Regions from separate parts of the Homo sapiens genome. Here all the other regions are linked to region 1. A link is a loop called in an ENCODE intact Hi-C map of the cell type or tissue named here. Cell type or tissue: A673. All regions are shown on one strand.

Evidence for each region. Hi-C counts contacts between places; a loop is a spot of excess contacts. Peaks named below come from ENCODE experiments on the same cell type or tissue, not always from the same donor. Only the 100,000 strongest peaks of a DNase experiment are listed, where the experiment ranks them.
Region 2: it touches region 1 in a loop (6-fold over the local background); 11 of 110 quality-filtered maps call a loop at or near these places.
Region 3: a loop joins it to region 1, with 3 times the contacts of the local background. A loop is called at or near these places in 3 of 110 quality-filtered maps.

The regions. Positions count from the first base shown.
Region 1 is chr9:111,298,585-111,301,084 of GRCh38, forward strand. No RefSeq gene overlaps it. Among named protein-coding and RNA genes, the nearest start is that of MIR7702, 29 kb to the left of the region's middle. In A673, a CTCF peak has its summit at 962 (motif pointing left); a DNase peak (open chromatin) is centred at 897; H3K4me3 peaks cover 346 bases; H3K27ac peaks cover 757 bases.
Region 2 is chr9:110,182,363-110,184,862 of GRCh38, forward strand. No RefSeq gene overlaps it. Among named protein-coding and RNA genes, the nearest start is that of C9orf152, 25 kb to the right of the region's middle. In A673, a CTCF peak has its summit at 1,041 (motif pointing right); a DNase peak (open chromatin) is centred at 1,059.
Region 3 is chr9:110,890,528-110,893,027 of GRCh38, forward strand. All of the region lies in intron 5 of LPAR1 (lysophosphatidic acid receptor 1), which reads right to left. Among named protein-coding and RNA genes, the nearest start is that of LPAR1, 150 kb to the right of the region's middle. In A673, no CTCF peak of the experiment used is centred here; DNase peaks (open chromatin) are centred at 1,334, 2,154 and 2,384; H3K27ac peaks cover 2,292 bases.

The DNA.
Region 1 (2,500 bases):
AAACAGACTTAGATCTGACTCTTAATACAAAAGGTCAAAAATTAATGTAAGAATCTTTTGAAGTTCAGCTTAAATAATATTGCAAACAGTTTAGATGCTACGTTAGCTTTACTACTGAGAAAACTCAATCATCCTGGCCAATTTTTGTAAATTTTTGCACTGGTATATCATGATAGTGGTCAAATATTTGTGGCTTATTTTATCCCAAATCTGCACATTTAATTCTCTGTTGAATGGATTTGGGTTTTTAGGTTTACTTTTCAGTATCTGGTTTAAAGGAAAAAGAACTCTCCATCACAGCAGGCACCAAACTTGGAAATAGCAGGAAGAACTTAGAACGTAAATTCTTTCTCAGTCCCAAAAGAGATGCTGTTCCAGCAAGACTCGGGTCAGAGGGCTGGGCACTGCTGGGGCAAGTCATGTGGCTGATCTGAGATGAACTTGTTTTGTAAAGAAACAGATGATTTCTAGCTATGAGGCTGTTGTTCCTGTAACTTTTTAGCAACAGTTAAATCCATTCCAAAATGACAAGCAACAGAAAAGAACATTCTGAATAAACTACAGATGAATGGAGTTTTCTCCTGCCTCCTTGGGAATATTATGAGCATCTTACAAAAGGGGTCATATCCTGTTTCTTTCTCTGGTTGCTACAACTGTGGTTTGTATATTGGCTGTATCACTAATGTGAATTTATAATCCAAAAATGCCAAAAGAAAAAAAAATTAGCACTCCTTCACAAATATGCATTTTTTTTTCTTTCCCCACCTTCCAACAAGCACTGTTCTAAGTCATCATTATTTTTTTCTGTGCTGGAAGCAAATCCACACGTCTTTTTCATATCCTACTGTTAGTACGGAAGGTGAAATACTGACATAAATGAAAGGAGTTGCAAGTTCAGCATTAATATAAAACAGGCAAACAGTGTTGAGAGCGTTTATAACTCAACAGTGCCCCCTAGTGTAAGTTCAAAAGATAACAGGCTGGAGAAAAGTACATTAGAAGACATTGACGAATTTATATCCTTTTAAACTATCAAGGAATTTGTCTTTTGGGGTAAACCTATTTACTTTATCAAGATACATATATTATTTTCAACTAATAATAGGGCATTAAAAAGATCACATTCTGCAGCCATAAAAAAGAAAGTTCATGTCCTTTGCAGTGACACGGATAAAGCTGGAAGCCATCATTCTCAGCAAACTAACACAGGAGCAGACAACCAAACACCGCATGTTCTCACTCATAAGTGGGAGTTGAACAATGAGAACACATGGACACAGGGAGGGGAACACCACACACCGGGGCCTCTCAGTGGGTGGAGGGCAAGGGAAGGGAGAGCATTAGGACAAATACCTAATGCATGCGGGGCTTAAAACCTAGATGACGGGTTGATAGGCACAGCAAACCACCACGGCACATGTATATCTATGTAACAAACCTGCACGTTCTGCACATGTATCCCAGAACGTAAAGTAAAATTTTTAAAAAATAAAAATAAACAAAAAGATCACATTCAAGTGGGAGGCAATGGCATCAAGGTGTATGGAGACAGTGAAAAGTACCAATGCACATTTTGAAAGAAAGAGAGAGAGAAGGAGGAAGAGAATGGATTGCCACCAAAGCATACCAGCTAGAAGGAATAGCAAGAACTTGGGTGATAGTAATACGGTATTATTCTCTGAGCCAATACCCAGGGCTGTTGTTTCCTTGTAAAGTTCTTCTTGACCACCCGCTAGCACTGATGACCTCTGGCCACCAGGGCTCCTCAGTTTTCTATGGAATAATTTGTGCTTTTGTTCCGCCAAAGCTTGGGAAGCTGGAAATTAATCTTCTTTGCTTAAATAACCATGGCTCTTTCCAGAAGTTTCTGATCCCTGAGAATTACAATACTTTGGAATCATAAAAAGGAATGCTATGAAGCCAGACAAGAAGGTACTCAGCAAGCCAAAGACTCCGCCTAACAACCCTGGAGTGTGTCATGCTTTAAAGAATTTCTCCTTACTGGACCCAATTGATGTCCCAAGATGGAGCATCTATCATGCATATTGGCTCTCATATCTTCATTTTTCTCTTGTTTCACCAAGAGTTTATGTAGACTACTTATCCCCTCTTTGTTTGAATCCTCATGTTCTCAACATTCCCTTCACTATTTTAAAGAGGACTTTTATCTCGGTACTCTGTTGCATGAAGTTTTATCATGACTCCTGTATGGAAGATCATCAGGATCTACATTATGTGAAAAGAGAAATCTATGCCTGATAGAATAAAGCAAACTCTCATAGTTACACACTAGTTGTAAATTAATATCAAAATCCCACTAGATATGATTTATAGTTTATTGCATATGATTCTGCTTATGTTGACTATTTAACAGATTATGTAGACTCCTCATTTTTTTATCTTCAAAAAGTTTAAAGACTCCTTCCATGTACTGCTTTGGAAATATATTTAGATGAAGTCAATCATGCTTGGGATATTGATTCAATATCCCATTTTCAAA
Region 2 (2,500 bases), 1.1 Mb before region 1:
TGCACTCCAGCCTGGGCAACAGAATGAGACTCTGTCTCAGAAAAAAAAAAACAAAAACAAAACAACAACTACAACAAAAAGTAAAATCCCTTCAGGATGTACAAAAGCAAGTGGCAGGCCAGATTTGGATCCCAGACTTTAATTTGTCTGCCCCTGCTAGAGGGTTGATGTCTTTTCTCACAAGGGTTCAACCTTTGGGATCAGGCAGGGAACACAAATTAGGGGCCTGATGCGTTTTCTGTGGAATTGTTGACAGTTTGCTTATTTTAGATCAGATTTCTGACTTACAAAGTTGCCGTGAGAATTAAGCCATATGTCATATGCAAAGTGTTTGGTGAGAGGTTGATACAGATGTGCTTAGAGTTCATTCCTTCTAAATTCCTACATTTAGGAATACTTATTTGAGTGCCTACTATGTCAAGTTCTATGAATATAAAGAACAAATTAAAAAGGGGGGTTCTTAGGATGGTTTCAACTGGAATTGGGGAAGTACGTTAAGTTCTCTCTTAGCACTGGGAGTTTGGGAACATAGCTGCTCTGAGGTCAGGCAATGTTTTCACACCTGCGTTTCCTTAACTATTCAATAGACCATCCAGTGAGAACCTGTACTGTCTTAGCATGCTTTTAATTTTTCCACTCACTATTGGATTCATCTAATTGTGTATTCTTCTGGACATGAGAGAGACTGCTAGGTGATAAGATGTTTAGTAAAAACGAGAATTATTTCAGAACTCATTAGTAGAGGATCACAAGGTTCCAGGCGCTCTAAAGGAGAAATTTAGGAAGGAACTTCCCAAGATAAGCATGAAGGTGGCAGAAGTTCCTTCGTTGATAATGGAAAGGGTTAAAGATCAAATCAAAATTATTGACAGGCTCAGGGAAAAATGCTGGCTTGAACCCCAGGTGGCTACAATCCCTCTTTAATGAATTAAAATCTACAGGTACTTAAAGATAATGGAAAGGGTTCCTCACACTACTTTCAGTGTTTTCAGTTGACTCAAGATGTTCACCTTTACCTGCAAGTATAGAATGTGACCAGGAGGTGGCAGTGGTCCCTAAAGGAAAAGCAGCTTGTATAGCTAGGAGCCTTCCTCGGAGGCCAGGAGGACTTTTCTTACCCTTCACACTAACCAGGAATCCATGAGATGTACATATAGCTATTCCCAAAACACTACAATGAACACCCACATGTGTGCCGTCCTATCTGTAGATCAAATGTGGCACTTACACACATTTAAATAGAAAACTGACCTTGTCGCCAGATGGCAGAGGATACCTGCATGCTTCTGTCAGTCATGGCTCATCCTTCTCAAGGGCTAGCTCTGAACTAGGCACTGTGCTGAGCATCTGCTATGGATTATTCCATTAAATTTTTACCATGCTCCTTTGAGATACATACAGCTAGTTTCACCTCCATTTTACAAAGGAAGGAACTCACTCAGAGAGTTTGATTAACTTGCATGAAAGGAGAGATCCAAACCCAGGCAGTCGGAGCCAAAGCCTGTGTTCTTACCTCCCAAACTTTCCTTCTCATCAGCTTCATTCAATAGCAAACAAACTCCTAGTCTTGGTCCTGCGCCAGGTCTGCTTTTTCTCAGACCAGTGGCGCCTACCTTCAGCACAGACCAGTGCCAAGAAGGGAGATGGTACAACTGAGTTGGAAATTAGGCTGTGTACAATGAAGTGGCTCAGACATGGGGATAAGGGTGGGGTGCTGACAGTGTCTGATAAAAGCACCCATTGGGCCAGGCGCAGTGGCTCAGCCCTGTAATCCTATACTTTGGGAGGCCAAGGCGGGTGGATTGCCTGAGCTCAGGAGTTCGAGACGAGCCTGGGCAACAGTGACACACCCATCTCTACTAAAATACAAAAAAAAAAAAAAATTAGCTGGGCATGGTGGTGTGCACCTGTAGTCCCAGCTACTCGGGAGGCTGAGGCAGGAGAATGGCATGAACCCAGGAGGCGGAGCTTGCAATGAGCTGAGATTGCACCACTGCACTGCAGCCTGGGCGACAGAGCGAGACTCCATCTCAAAAAAAAAAAAAAAAAAAAAGCACCCACTGTCCCTAAGAGCCAACACATGCTAAAATTCTGGCTCTTGCCAGCTGCTGCCTGGAGAGCACATAAGCATGCGGCCTGCCTTCTAAGTTATCACAAATGTCTACTGAGTTATGCAAATATTCTGGCCTGCCATAAGAACAATCTCCAGCTCCCCATCCTGCAGTTGCAGTGTCTGTTTCCCGACCTCCTGCTGTTCACAAGTACACACACACACACACACACACACACACACACACACACATTTTACAGAATCACCCCAGTACTAAGGTGCCCATTTCTATATTGAGTAGAATACAGCCAATAAAGAGACCCAGTAAATAATTCAGTGGCTGAAAGAAGATAGAAGTTTCTCTCTCACGTTACAGCCCAAGGGGAGCATGTGAGGTCTGAAGGCAGATTTGTTCTAAGCAGTCATTTAGAGGCTCAAGCTCTTTCCACC
Region 3 (2,500 bases), 410 kb before region 1:
ATTGGCTTTGGGGATGAAAAGCTTCTTTGTTGCATTAACTGTTCCATGAATTCCAGGGTCCTTAGCACCCTGCCCATTGTGGCCAGCAAAAACTACTCCCTCACATTCCCAAATGTCCCTGGAGAATAGTCAGCAGGAAGTACCACCTTTCTTTGAGAATAACTGTATAGACCAGTCAACTTTATGAATATAATTGAATCTGACATTATATTAGCAGAATGCTATGATCCAACCAAAAAGGGTTAACACTAGGAAATCTCTTAATGCAATTCACCACACTATTAAGAAAAAATATTAGCACCAATGACTTGCCTGGTAAAATTCAACATTTACTTTTTTAAAAGGAAGATAAAACACCACCACCAACAAATCAAAATATAATTACAAGTACAACACTTAGTAATCTGGGAATGGGGAAAACTACAGAAAACTTATTAGAAACCAACAGAAATCTTATTTAACAACGATATACTAGAAGTATTCCACTAATATAAGGGATAAGAAAAGGATATCCATTTGTACTGACATTCTAGTCAATGAATTAAGCTGGAAAAGAAAAAAGTGATAAACAATTGAAAATAAGTTGTCCTCAGATTGCCTGCTTGTTAATAGAAAAACTAAAATACCTGATAACTATTCAATCAACTATTAGAAAAAAATTTGTAACTCAGAAAAGTGGGCATATATAAATTAAAGTACAAAACTAAATGGATTTCTTATAATAAATATTTGCAAGATAATCATCATCTAGCAAAAGTATGTTATTCTTCAATAAAGAACATTACATAACTTTTAAGAAAAAATACCTAAATAAATGGAACTAGTACCATATTCTTGAAGGGGAAGATTCAATACTTTTAAAATAGGAATTCTTTCAAAATTAGTTTGTATATTAAACGCATTTGTGGGGGCAAGTTAATGAAAGGGGATTATCTCATTAAAACATGCTATAAAGTCACAGGTTTAAGCTAGTTTGGTACTAGCAGGAGGATAAACGAGATTAGTGGCACACATTAAAATCTAAAAACGGATCTCTGCATAACAAAATCTAACACATATTTTAAAACATGAAGAAAAGATCAAATGCTCAATAAATAGTCTTGGAATAATTTGACTTTGGGGTGAGGGAGGGATATAAAAGTCAGATTCCCATTACATATCAGTACAATAATAAAATGAATAATCCAATTAAAATGTAAAATAGTTTAATAGATGCTTCTCAAAAGAAAATGTATAAATGGCGCATTAAGCACATGAAAAGGCGATCAGCTTCACTAGTCATCAGGGAAATGCAAATTAAATCCACAATGAGATACGACTGCACACCCACTGAATGTCTACAATTTAGAAGAGTGACCCTAGCAAATGTTGACTTGGATATAGTGGAACTGAAACTTTCATCACTGCTGGTGAAAATGTAACATGGTATTAATTATTTGGAAAACAGTTTGGCAGCTTCCTCAAAAGTTAAACATTCACATATCATATGACTCAGCCATTCTACTCAATATTTATCCAAGAGAAAGGAAAGAATATGTCCACACAAAGATGTGTAGGAAATGCCCAGAGCAAAATATTTGTAATAGTCAGTAACTAGAAACAACCCAAAAGTCCATCCACAAATCAACAGGTGAATATACAGTAGTATTTCCAATCAATGGAATACTAGTCTGTAATAGAAACAAACTATCAATATATGCAACAACATGTTATATGTCAATTATAGTTCAATAAAGTAGGAAAGAGAGAATGACAGAGAGAGAGAATGAGGAAGAGGTTGACCAACACTAGAAAGGCCAGCACCAACTATCTTTAGTTTCTTCTTCTAGTTTCCTGTAGAAAGTAGGTCATAGCTCAGGCCGGCACGGTGGCTCATGCCTATAATCCAAGCACTTTGGGAGGCCGAGGCAGGTGGATCACGAGGTCAGGAGTTTGAGACCAGCCTGACCAACATGGTGAAACCCCATCTCTACTAAAAATACAAAAATTAGCCAGGCGAGGTGGCGTGTGCCTGTAATCCCAGCTGCTCAGGAGGCTGAGGCAGGAGAATCGCTTGATTTTGGGAGGCAGAGGTTACACTCAGCTGAGATCATGCCACTGCACTCCAGCCTGGTTGACAGAGTGAGAAAGAAAGAAAGAAAGAGAGAGAGAGGGGGAAGGGAGGGGAGGGGAAGGGAAAGGAAGGGAAAGGGGAAGGGAAAGGGAAAGGGAAGGAAGAGGGAGGGAGGAAGGGGAGGAAGGGAAGGAAGGAAGGAAGGAAGGAAGGAAGGAAGGAAGGAAGGAAGGAAGGAAGGAAGGAAGGCAGGCAGGCAGGCAGGCAGGCAGGCAGGCAGGCAGGCATGCAGGCAGGCAGGCTCAAAAACACTCAATAAGCTTAGTGGTGCAGGCTGCACCCTTACTGGGGAAACCCATGATTGTCCAGCAATATCTGTGGCTGGGTGGTTGAGTCTGTTGATCCAGGGATGAAATGTTAGCAAGCGCTTTGGCTTCAGAACTAAAG